Regions from separate parts of the Mus musculus genome. Here region 1 is linked to region 2. The links are chromatin contacts, found by Hi-C or POLR2A ChIA-PET in ENCODE. All regions are on one chromosome and are shown on one strand. Each heading gives the region's core, a stretch centred on a gene start or an enhancer-like site at or near the end of the contact. The rest is flanking DNA. Distances are from core to core; before and after follow the strand shown.

Region 1 (6,836 bases), core at 1,260-3,759, 130 kb after region 2:
CTCCATGCCTTAGCTTAGAGGCTTCTCTGTCCTTTTCTTCTTCCAAGTAGGTAGCAAGGGGTAGGTCAGAAGTAAGTTTACCCAAGGCCAAAGGACCTGCTGTCCTTACGTCAAGCATAAAGTTGATTGCTCTAGAATAAAGGACCAGGATGTGAATTTTTCCACCAGGTTAGGGATACAAGGCAGGAGCTTCCACAAGATCCAGCCCTGTGAGCAAAGACTTCTGAGCCAACAGGTAGCCACAGAAAAAGAAGCTTCAGTTGAGGCATTTCCTCCAGATGTGTCAAGTTGACACAAAACTAGCCAGTACAGAGGGTGATCTGGGCACACCATAGACACTACCTGACACAAGCAACAAAGATTGAAATTAATGAGACAGTCTTCCCATTTGTAAAATGAGGCTACTTAACTACCCACCACTTCAGTGTTCTTATCTGTGAAACCTGTAATGTAGTATTAGCCATGTGCCATATAGCATTTGAGTTGATGATGGGCCCCCATAGACAGGATCCCATAAATCATAATGACAATGATGATTTGTTCCTTTAGCCTGGTGACATTACATGTTTCCTTACCTGGCTTCAGCACTGTTGGTATCAGCATACCTACCACTCTGGTGGCCAATCATAGAAAGAAAATGACTCCTAGTGACACATTGCTATCCCCACAGATCACTTCATCGATCAGCCCTAATCTGGAAGCTTCTTCTTGCAGCAGGTGGGAATTAACACAGAGACCAACCGGACAATGTGCAGAGAGAGACCTTGGAGAACTCATCTCTATATGGGATGCCTTTATCAAAGTCTTCACTCAAGGCTCAGGAGACTATTCAGATGAGGAGACAGAAGGAGTGTAAAAGCCAGAGGTGTCTGATGACTCACTCTAAGGGAAAGAGCATCCTCCAGACACAATAGGGCTGATAAACATGAACTCACAGAGACTGTGGCAGCATGCGTGCACAAGACTTGCAAAGGTCCAAACCAGACCACACACCACCACTGAGAAGAAGTGAAGACAAAACCCCTCCCCTAACCAAAAAGCTGTTTGTAATTGATACCTGCTGGGAGAGGAAAAGTCAGTTATCTTCAAAGAACCACACTCCAGGGCAGATCCCATGCCCAGAAGAAGGTGACCAACACAAAACAGACTCTGTGGGCTTTTAAGGTGATGTGTGTTTAGTTCCAGAATCTTTTGTTTGTTTGTTTGTTTGATTGATTGATTGATTGATTGATTGATTGGTTGGTTGTTTTTTGTTTGTTTGTTTTTCTGTTTTGAGAGAGAGAGGCAGAGGCAGAGGAGAGAGAAAGAGAGAGAGAGAGAGAGAGAGAGAGAGAGAGAGAGAGAACATATAGAGAGGTGGGGAGATCCAGGAGAAATTGGGGAAGGGAGATAATATGATCAAAAATGTTGTATGTAAAAATTGTTTAATAAAAGCAGCATAGTGACACATGAAATAACAGAAAGCATGTAGTATTTGATCATGATAACAACCAATTAATTATGTGGCTGGCTTGCTGTTTATGCATTTATCTGTATTTATTGGGTTGTTTATGCAATTGATAATAGCGTGTTTTTCTTGGTCATGTGGAGAATACCCCTACTTATTTAAAGAGTGTTGATTGTGAAAGTGCACCCTGGGACGCTGGCAACAGCTCCCCCAGTCTTGTCTTTGCTGTGTCTCTGTCGCTTTAAGTGGCCATATTCCCTGACTGACCTCCAGCATCTAGGCTTGTGTAAGAGATCCACAGGGTTTTCACACAGGAAGTCACCTGAATTTGATGGTACATCTCTCAGGACCTGTTTTAATTGTTAGTCAAAAAGTGACTGCAATGCTTGTATCCACATCAGACAACTCAGAGAGGGCATTTTTTTAAAGACCAGAAATATCAGCTCCTTAATACATATACAAATAAGACAGCAAGTACCTTTGGCTGGGCCTGTGGCTCTGGCTGAACAAACTGGTTCACCAGATGAAGATTTCTGTAAGGCAAGAGGGACTTGGGTAATCTGTGAGGACTTTAAAAGCACCTTCAATAGCGCTAAAGCATTTTGTTGGATAAATTTCATAAGGATCCACATGGCAGCTCCTACCCATTATAACTTCAGTCCTATGGGGATTTGAGACTCTCTTCTGGCCTCCCTGGGCACCAAGACCTCAAGTGCTGTGCAGAGTTACATGCAGGCAAAACACCCATACCCCTAAAATAAAATGGGGGGGGGGATTTTAGAGGAATCTCAAGAACTCAATTTTGTAATTTCCCTAAACTTCAGCATCTGACACATGCCTTTTAAAGCATCATCAAACTCCATCAAAACCAGTGATTTTTACATTCTTAAATATTGGTGGATGTCTTGTAAGATGCAATCATAACAGAATCTGTTAAGCATTGTTGTTGTTGGGTTTTTTTTTCAACCTTGAGTCTGTAGTGGGCTCTGCCCTATTCATCTCTCAGACACAATTACTGGCGAGCTTTTAATGCAGCCCACAGCTGCTTACAGGCACCAACCTGCTATTCTACTAGCTGCCTGCTGAGCTGAACTAGGAGCCAGAAGGGAGTCATTTTGATGGCATTTGAGTAGCACAAAATGTGAGTTTTCTCTTGAGAGGGCTTTTGAGAATTAGAGGGAGTTAGTCATAGTTTCCAGTGTGAGTATTTTAACAGTTGTGAAATTATGAAGGGCTGACTCAACAATTCCAGTGTTGCAATATGTCACTTCACTGTCTTGTTACTTAAAATTACATGCTTCAGGAGACGATGACTTTTAAAAGAACCCAACCAAGTCTGGAAAGAAAAGTGAGATATGCAGACAAAGCAAGGGGAAAATTATAAGATTGCCAAACACTTAGGAAGCTACTTAACAATCCCGAGCTCATCTAATATGTTTCTTTTTCTTAAATAGCATGTTTCTCTTCTCTGTGAATTATATAGTAGAAGCACACTTATTAAACAGTGATTCCTTTTCAGTATACAAAACCAATCCAAACTGGATTGAATATGTTACTAAATTTCTAAATCAGTCACCTCCTCAGTATCCTTTTGGGTAGGTTTAAAAAAAAAAGATGAATAGATTATCATCAGACAAAGATGATTAAGCCTATTCAAGAGGACTCTTAGGCTGTTGCTCAGCCTCTTCATTAGATAACTCCTCATTAACTACCCTAAATGAGCTACAAATAGCTATCAGGTCCTGTCCTTTATATTTGAAAATTAGACCCTTAGTAAGCAGATGACTCTTGAGGTATTTTCTAAGGATTTGAAGTTTTTCAAGCATGCCGCTATATTTCCCCATTCAAAATCATATACTCATAACACAGCTAGCCAGGGTTAAGAGGAAGCAAAAAAGAATCCAAAAGAGATGGTTCTAATGAGCTTGGTTTCTTTAACACGGTGTGATAATTAGGTAGTCCAGCCAGAGCAAAGGCCACACTGGGAAAACTTGAGATTATAAATAGCTCCACGAAATGTTAAATGCAAATCTAGAGGAGGCATTATCCTTTCAGGAAGCATTATCCTTTCAAGAACTGAACAAACTACAGAGTAGGACATGTCCTTGCATGAACAGTCAGGAGCTATAAAGAAGGGGGACTGGGGCTGAAGGGACAACTTAGCCTTCAGAGCACTCACTGCTCTTGAACAGTTCAAGAACAATGCACCCATGTCAGACTTCTGCTCACAACCACCTGGGCATCTAGCCCTAGAAGATCTAACTCTTTATGCTGGTGGCCACTGGCACTCAAATGCACATGTGCACACATAGACATATCATGATCTATGGAAACCTACTATTGTGTGAGCTTCAAAAACATGTACACAAACACATACACATATACATGTATAAAATAAGTGGAATTACCCTATACCTAGGGACAAAACATCTTCCAGATGCCATAAGTTATCAAAAAAAAAAAAAAAAAAAAAAACAAGAAAACAGCGTCCAGTGTAAATTGTGTCTCTTCATGTTGGTAATAAATCTCATAGACACCCCCTCACCAAAACCAAAATAACCTATGCCATCAGTCTTTGTTACCCTCCTAAACTTGATGGTAAGATCCTGTTGCTGAAAATACTTGAGCCATAGAACACGGAGAAATCAACTGATACTGCCCTGAATACTTCATCCCTACTGGCTAGCAGTCATGGAATCAGAGGCATTGTCCATATTACTGTGGGAGAAAAGTAACGGTTTACTCAGCTGTGACTCCTGTAAGCTACAGCAATGACCAGCCTGGCAGCCACTAAAACACAATAGTGTAATAGTGGCATGAATGTCTCTGGAGTAGCAAACCATTTTCTGATTGTATTTGAGGTCTACCCCACAAGATGGAACTCATGCCTACTGCAGTTAACTGAGCCAAAAACCTAGGGCTTAGTGTATCATAAGCTCTAGGGAAGAACCTATTACAAATATTCTAATAAATGGACATAGTATAAATTGTCCCCAAACATTTATCTTTATACCCATTGATTCGTGTGGCTCTCCACCATCATCAGAGAAGCTACTTTTGCAGGAGATGATGTTGAATACAGAGACTCACACCTGGTGGTCAAAGTGCAAAGAATAAGAGATTGTGGAGTTATCAGCCCTAAATAGGAAACCTATAGCACGTTCTGTTTCCCAGTTCTCAAGGATTATCATGGAAGAGGGGGGCAGAAAAAAACTGAGATCCAGAGGTAGCAGTAGATCACTACAGAGAAATAGTAGCCAAATTCCAGCATGGAAGGCAGAGGGACTTATTAGAGCTAACTCCTAATTGAGGAGCTATTGGCAACTGTGGCTGGTGTGGGTACGAGAATCGGTTTTCTTCATCTGTGGCACCTGTCATGTGACCTGTGTTCCACTGGATGACTCCTCACCTGGGCACACGCAGGCACCGATGAGAAGACTCAGTAGGGTTAGGAAAAAAAAGAGTAGATGAAATTGGGAATTTCTTCTGGGTACAACTTGCATGGGTCTTGTTCATATAGTCACAGTTGATATTAGTATATGTGTGCAGCAGTCCGGTTATATCTGAGAAGCATGGCTTCGCTACAGTCATCTATTAGCTCGTGTTCTTAAGATCTTCCTGCTCCCTTTTCCATGATGATAGCTCAGCCTTGACAGGAGGAGATAGATATGACATAGATGCTCCATTTAGGACTAAGCTTTCCACAGTTAATCCTCTGCACTTTGACCAACGTGATTCTCTATAGTAATCACCCTCTCCTGCAAGCAAGAAGCATCGATAATGAGAGCTGCGTGCTGTGCTGCTTTATGGGTATAAAGATAAGTACTTAGGAGGCAGCTTAGTACTCTGTCCATTTAGCAGAATAATAGAGTTGGTTCTTTCCTAGGGCTTATGGGCTATCAGGTCATGAGTTCTTGGCTCAGTTAAAAGTAACAGACATGAGTTCCATTTCATGGAATAGAACTTAAACTGAATTTTTAAAAAGTTGTTGCTTGCAGCCCCATAGGAGGAACAATATGAACCAACCAATGCCCTACAGAGCTCCCAGGGACTAAACCACCAACCAAAGCGTGCACATGGAGGAACCCATGGCTCCAGCTGCATATGTAGCAGATGATGGCCTTGTTGGACATCAATGGGAAGGGAGGTCCTTGGTCCTCAGAAGGCTCGATGCCTCAGTGTAGGGGACAGGAAAGCAGAAGTGGGTGAGTTGGTGAGCAGGGGAAGAGGGAATGGAATGGAGGTTTTTGGAGGGGAAACAAGGAAAGGGGATAACATTTGAACTGTAAATAGAGAAAATATCTTATAAAAAAAAAGTTGTTGGTAACTCTGATAATATTCGTGTCACTATTGCACAAATGGGCAGTTCCCAAATCACTTGGTATTGAAGCACACAGTGTTCACAGCTGGATAAGGCTATTGATTCTTTTCCTCCCTAGTAGTGGGCATAGTACCTCCTACTATGAATAATGCCAGCCGGGAAGGAAGAAGTTTCCAGATTGGTACCAACTGACTCTCTCCATGTTCTGTGACTCAAATATGTGGGCCTCACCATCAAGTTCTGGAGAGTAACTATGATCAATGGCAATAACCTATAGTATTTGGGGGATATGTCAGATCCCACTGACCAACAATTCAAGAAGAGGTAACCCACACCTGACATTGGGTTGGTTGTTTTGTTTTGTTTTGTTTTGTTTTGTTTTTTGATAGCCTAGGTCTTCTGGGAGAGGTATTATCCCCCCATTATATGGTAATTAATTTTAAACTATATAGAGAGTTTAGAAAGCTTGTACAAGTAGCAGGTTTCCATATGGCTTCTTCAGAGTTCTTTAATGCTAGATCGATGGAAGCCCAGAAACAAGCCAAATAATGTTCGAGAACATGTTAGATGACAGAGATGGCAGTTCAAATGAAAGAGAAAAGGGTAGAAATTTTTCCATAACTATATCTTTGGAAACCTTCACCAGATGAAAGAAAATGTCTACTTTGTGGCACAAATATCAACTGATTTAAAAATCCAGACAAGACAAATTAAAATTATAAAATCAATGTAATTCTTAAATGTAGCATTTAGTTATGTGGAAAGAACTTTTAAATAACACTCCAGAGACTTGAAGTGAAAGAAGACTGATAGCAACAAAGTTGAGGATTTTTGTATAATTCGAAGAACCAGAATGAAGTTGCTACATTAAGTAACAGAATAATCTAAGAGCTGTGCAACATCCAAAATGAATCAAGAGTTAATAGTAATGTTATATAAGGAATAATCCCCGTAAATTAATAAGAGAAAATATAGGAAACTTGACTTTTAAGTTTCCAATGAGTAGGAACACCAAATTCAGAGGAGGAGACACCAACATGTAGGTAAAAAAAAAAAAAAACAACTCGG
Region 2 (6,656 bases), core at 1,426-3,925:
GCCCCGCAGAGCTTTGCTGTGACATCTCCAGCAGCCCAGCCCATGGTCCTCAGAAGACAGCAGCTACAATTCAAAGTCTGGAATCACTTTCAGAGATGTCAGGGACCCAGTTGTGTCTTGGGCTTTGGCATCTGCCTGATTTGCTAGATGGTAAAATTTAGAGAGAACATTCACTGAGTAAGATTCTCTGGAGAGTCAGAAGATCAGGGAGATGGTCTTTTTTCACGATTCCACCAGGAAGTGTTGAGTGAATGAACATGTGGATGACCTTATTAGCTGGGAAACAAAACTTGAGATAAATTTTAACCTCATCTTTTACATCTTTTCCCCATATTCTATGTCTTCATTGCATTTCTGTTGTTGTGACAACCTGAAAAGAAGCAACAGAGAGGAGGAAAGGCTGTGTTTGGCCTACACTCTACCCCAGCCACACTCTATGGTTTGGGGAAGCCAAAGGCAAGAATTCAAGCAGCAAGTCATATTCTATCCACAGTTAAGAGTGAAGAGAAAAACTGCTCTTGTTTGCCCAGTCAGTATTCAGCTGGCAATCCCCAACCCTGTGCATCCAAGAGCACAAGCCATGAGATGACGATACCCAAACTCAGGGTGGACTTTCCTATATCAATGAATGATGAAGGCAGTCCCCCACAGACTTGCTCACAGGCCAATCTGGTATAGATAATTCCCTCATTCAGACCCTCTTCTCAGCTGGGCATAGCTGTGCATGCCTAATGCCTATGATCACATTACCCAGGAGATAGAGGCACACAGTTCTCTGTGAATTTGAGGCCAACCAGAGCTACATAGTAAGATCTTGTCTAAAATAATAATAATAATAATAATAATAATAATAATAATAAATGGAAAAATAAACAAGACACTCCTCTTAAGTGATTATATCAAATTACAGTTTAAACAGCATAATCAGTCACTCAAACACCTAGCCCTAGAGACCTGGAAGTGGATGGTGTAATAGATATCACTCAAGATCTTGTCCCTGGCCTGTCCCAAGAGCAGGAGCTACAACAAGAATATATGATTTCTTCCCTTCACTTGGAATTAAGCCCTTATCCCTCTCACCAACAAGTAATTGTTCATTCCTAAATTTTGTCCCATGTTTTCTAGTGTTCAAAGCAGTTTTCCAAATGTGACCTTATGTAAGACTCATGACACATTTAGAGAACAAAAGCTACCACATCATCTCCATCTTCTCCAAGAAGAACTTGAAGCCTAGAAGAACTCTCTTTAGCTTGCTCAAAGAGGAGAGGGGTCACCGAACTGGAGCAGCAACGAAGGAGCATCAGTAGACACCATCCACAGAGGGCTTACGTCACACAAATGCCCAGCACTTTCCATAACTTACTTCCACTTGTTCAAAGAGACATTTTTGGCCCAGAATTCACCTCCATGTATTCCTTTTGCATCCTTCAGAGTAAGCATCGAGATGCATTTTATATACCGACCCTCAAGGAGTGTTAGTGGATTGACTGATTAGAGTAGATAATCGGTTGGCTGAGTGCTAATCTATTAAATCCTTAGGAAGAGACTGAAATTTAAAGAACTGTAGCTAAGCTGCAAAGAGAAAAGGGACGCATAAACCTTCACCTTCTGGTTGCTTTTCATCCAACGCTTGGATGAATCACCTGCTGCTCTGACAAGGGCAACTTAAAAGAAGGAAGCATTTGTGTGGGCTCACAGTTTGAGGACATAGTCCTCCTGACAAGCTGGGGGCTGGGGCCTGGGGGAGTCATGAGATGCACATCACCTCAGCAATCAGGAAGCATGTGATAAATGTGTCCCACTACTTCCTCTTCTTAGTCTGGGACCCCAGTTCATGGGATTACCGTGATCATAATCAGGGTAGAACTGTGGGAGATTTCCTATATATCAGCCCCCCCAAAAAAAGTCACAGGAAGAGGCCCTAGGTCACCACTCCAAAATACCTTAGAATTTGTCATTGGTGTCTCCTGCTCCCTAACAACACTCCACACTTCTGGTCAACTGATAGTGATAATGTGTTTCAGCTGACAAATGCCTCCAGATTGGGGTACAAGGCACATGGCAGTCTCCAGGCATGCACACACACATATACATAGACTGGGATCCTAAAGATGATGCTCTCTGGTTTTATTTAGTTGTTAATAAGATAGTCATTTACACCAGACAGGCAAGTAGGACTTCCTGGGTAGAAATGTTCTAGACATCCATCCTGTTTGAAGTGAAACAGCCCCAAGAGTCAACCAAGGTCTTTCACATAATGAGTCAGAACACAGGATTTTCTTCCCAAAGCTAGACTCCACAGACTCCAAGGACTAGAAACCTGGGACCTCCCAGCCCTGGTATTTAGCAATATGCCACCTCCAAAAGGAAGAGAGAGAGAGAGAGAGAGAGAGAGAGAGAGAGAGAGAGAGAGAGAGCAGAACAAACAACAAGAACACAACAAAAACCCCGGCCTTAGGAAAAGCAGACCTGTAGGTTTACTATGTATAGAGCTCTTTCAGAAAGTGGGAATGACAACCTTCTTGTAGCTACAGCTCAGCTGTGGCCCCATGGAGCATTCAAACTGAATGTGGGTGGTAGAACCCCAAAATGTTCTTTCCCAATTTATTCAAAATCTTCCACATGCTGGGTGGGAAAAAACCTGACTGCCTCCTGCAGGGCCAGTCTGGGGCCCCTCCAGCTCTGAGTTAGAAGACTCAGGACAGCGTTGCTTTTGAGAAGCTATGTATACTGGTGTCCACGTAACATTGCCAAACAGGCAACATATGCCTTAAAAATTCTGGCCTTTTACACACTGTAGAAAACAATCCTTCTGGATTTTTTGTTTCAAGCCAGTGACATCTTTGATGGGGCTGGATAATTGGAAAAGGGATTTAAATAGGTCTGGAGACCTTCCAGCCCTGTGGAATTTGCAAACAGTGTGAGGAATCCATAAGCAAACAGAATTTACAACGAAACTCTTCCCCTCTGGAATTAGTCAAGGATCCAATTTGAGGAGATTTTTAGTTTATTCTGAGGTAATGCCAGAAGGCCTTGAAAATAGGAACAAAGCAGAAACTGGAGTGTGGGGGCTGTGAGGTGGGCAGTGAGAGAGAGTCACTTTATACATTTAGAGAAAAAAATATGTAAAAGATTGGTGTTTGTCCACCCCCAGCAGTGACAAGGCACTTGGAAAGAAAATCTCTGATGCCACAGGGCTATGCCTCAGTCCCTCTAGGCACGTATGTCCTCCTGTGAATTCTGGGGATGTCTAGGATTTTATTTTATTTTATTTTATTTTATTTTATTTTATTTTATTTTATTTTAAAATGTGTCTCTAAGAGAGCAAGCAGCTAGACAGTGGGACTATTCCAAATTCAGAACTGATCATGCATGTGAGTGCATGTGCACCTGACACATTCATAAGATATCAATTCTATCTTAAGTCATTAGATAAGGTGATAGTTGTGGCTTCCGGTAAGCCGCCTGCTCTCCTCCAGAGAAGCCATTACTGGACGCAGTGTCAGGCACACCTGGACACACAGGGTTACAGTCACCTGGCTTTGTCTCAGGATGAACATCCTTTGTCCTAGCAAGTCAGGGAGATATTCAGTCTCTGTCTCATATTCACATCTACTTAAACAGCCTGGGAATGTAGAAAGTGGCTTTCCATCCAGCACTGCTGCCCATGAGAGATGACTACACTGAGAGCCTTGGAGAAGCCTCTAGAGGGACTTCTTTAATAAACCGTTCATTTTAAGTTTTGGAAGATGGTAACGGAATGCCTAGGTGCTCAACAACTTGTTTCTCCCCGTCATTATGTTATAATAGTGTGACACATTTGTCACACTTGGTGAACCAATAATGATATGTGGTTATCAACTAGTTTTTGTTGTTGTTGTTTACATAATGTTCTTTTCCCACTCTAGTGTTCCACACAGGACACCATAGGATGTCTGGTGACAGTGTCTTTTTAACCTCCTCTTCCCTGAAAGCAATTCTTGTAGCCTGGCTTTGACGACCTAGACAGCTCTGAGGAGCACTGGCTAAGTATTTGGTAGAGCACGCCTGCCTCCACCTGAGTCTCTCTGATATCTGTCCCATGGAATAATGGATGCTGTGGATTTTGGCGATGATGGTCACTATCTTAATCACTGGCAAACAGTAAGCATGAGTAGTATCAGTGTGACCTTTCAACCAAGATGTTGACATGCATCTATCACTCACATGATGCAGCACTTCACTAGGGTACCACTGTTTCCTTTTCCTATACTTCTCTTTGGAGAGTCATTTGAGACTAACACTTCAAGAGCTGTGCTCAGAACTTTTGGACTTAGCTGATGTGTGCTTTTCTCTGTTTACTCATTCCCGAGGTGCTGATGTTCTTTGGATGACATTCTATACATTGTGCTTTGTTGCCCACATTATTCCAGTTTTCACCATCAGGAGCTCTTTAAACTGGCTCCATTTTGTTCCCTTTCTACCAATAATGTGGCTTTACATATGTTTTTCTTCATTTGTCTCAGAATTATTATCTTGTGTTTCTTGAACCGCTCCTAGAATCAGCTATTCTCCCAGGGTGCCCAACTCTCTTATTGGATGATATCCTAGAAACAAATCCTTGAGTCCTAACTACTGAGTGCAGTTAGTTATAGACACTCTCTGCCTTGGGAACAAGGAAATGTATGTGCATTAACTGTTACATATACACAGACATGCATAGCTTATACAACTACCAGGTGTCATTAAGCTGACCCTTAGCACACAGTGATATGTTCTTTGTAGGATTATAAAGTATAAAACTTGGTTCCTTAAAACTCATCTCTGTGAATTTAGAAAGATTTTCTGAAGCCTTTAGGAGGAGTCAGGATTGTAGGTGTATATACTTGTGGGTTCCAGAAAGACCAGGTCCAGTTGAGGCCCAATCAAGTGACCGACCATCTTGAGACTTGGAATACCCAGCACCCAAGATGAAGCAATTAAATTCTCCCAAGCTTATTTGCCATTTTTGTCTTCTTTGATGAGGGTATTCATTAAAGTTTGACTTGTGTATTTTTTTCTTGGTGTCTTCACAGTTCTTTGTGCATCTTGGATAATGGCCCTTTATCAGGTCTATTATCTTACCTTTAATTTTAAATTGAATTTCTTTTTTATATATTAAAGATAGAGTCTCCCACATAAATACATCCCAACCAAGTTTATCAGATTGTTTTTCCCAGACCATGCATTATTTTTCAGTCCCTTGCTATTTTGTTTTTCAGAACTGGTTTCTTTTTTGAAGTACAATTTATCAATCATTTCTTTCCTGAATTATATCACCAATGTTAGATGTAAAATGTCATCATCATGCCAAAACATTCTAGATTCTTTTCCTACCCTCTATGAGTTAAGTAGTTCTGCATTTTATACCTAAGCCTATGATCAATTTAGAGTTGGTTTTTGTGACAAATCTTGAGCTTGGGCAATGCCGGTCCTCTGGCCATGCTCTTCTGTCAATTTGGGGCTATTGTCTATTTTAGGAATTTTACACCATCATATGAATTTTAGAAACAGTTTGTAGGTATCTGCAGTGTTAATGTTCCAAATTTTGAATGAGATTGTAATGAGAGTATGGGCAAATTCAGAATTTCTCTTCTGAATATTTAGTTTTCCTATCTATGAACACAGAATATCTCTCAACTTTTTCAGTTGTTCTTAGGTTCATTTAATCAAGTCTACTAGTTTTTCTTCATAGAGATCCTGCAGATATTTTGCCACATTCATACCTAGGTGTTATAATAGGGGGCCACTAAGGTAAATGGCAATGTTATTGGTGTCAAATTCCACTTGTTAACTGCTGCTACATCAAGAAAAAAAAATCAACCTTTGTATATTAAATATGTATCCTGCAATTTTGCTATTATTTATTAGATTAAAGATTAGTTGTTTCTTGTTGATATTTTCATATTTCCTATGTATATTTTTAAAGATTTATTTTTTATGTATATGAGTACACTGTCTTTTTTTTTAAGTTTATTTTGTTTATTTATGAGTGCTCTGCTCTGAACACCTGAATGAGAGAAGAGGGCATCAGATCCCTTTATAGATGGCCATGAGCCAGCATGTGGGTGCTGGGAATTGAACTCAGAACCTCTGGAAGAAAAGTCAGTGCACTTAACTGCTGAGTCATCTTTCCAGCCCATTCCTATGTAAATTTTAAGTAATCATGGTATTAACAAACATAGGCAATTTTATTTCTTTTGTTCCAACATCTATGCCTTTTAATCAACCTATTTATAGATCAGTTTATTTACTTACTTATTTATTTGGGTACTGGGAACTGAACACCAGGCCTTACACATGATAGGCACGCCAGCTGAGCTGTATCCCTACTGCCTTTGTGATTATTATTGTGAATAGGACCTCATCAGCTTGCCTAGGCTTGCCTTGAATTCACTCTCTAGGCCATGAGCCTATCTTCAACAGCCTTCTGAGCAGCTGGATCACAGGCTAGAGCCATGAGGCCTGTTTTCCTTCTCTCAATGTTTTGCATTACCGCTGACCTTCCCTGTGATGCTGTAAAGGAGAGGGGACAAAGGCCAACCTTACCTTGTTGCTGGACAGGTGAAGCTTGAAGCTCTTTTCTTTTGTTTTGATTTTGCAGCATTCTCTATTGAGCTGAGGAGGAACCTTCCTAT

Evidence for each region. Hi-C counts contacts between places; a loop is a spot of excess contacts on that map. ChIA-PET counts read pairs that join two places held with the same protein, here RNA polymerase II (POLR2A).
Region 1: a map of left cerebral cortex shows a loop between it and region 2 (2.4-fold over the local background). The contact joins two enhancer-like sites. A Hi-C loop is called at or near these places in 1 of 37 maps with a recorded cell type or tissue (left cerebral cortex). POLR2A ChIA-PET finds 5 or more read pairs at or near these places in 1 of 5 experiments (Patski).

Annotation. Positions count from the first base shown.
Region 1 is chr13:37,288,211-37,295,046 of GRCm38, forward strand. No RefSeq gene overlaps it. Among named protein-coding and RNA genes, the nearest start is that of Gm40913, 42 kb to the right of the region's middle. Within about 2 kb of position 2,510, at least 1 of the 3 ENCODE cell types and tissues checked has a DNase peak (open chromatin) inside an H3K27ac peak, as active enhancers do.
Region 2 is chr13:37,156,279-37,162,934 of GRCm38, forward strand. No RefSeq gene overlaps it. Among named protein-coding and RNA genes, the nearest start is that of Gm30549, 89 kb to the left of the region's middle. Within about 2 kb of position 2,676, at least 1 of the 3 ENCODE cell types and tissues checked has a DNase peak (open chromatin) inside an H3K27ac peak, as active enhancers do.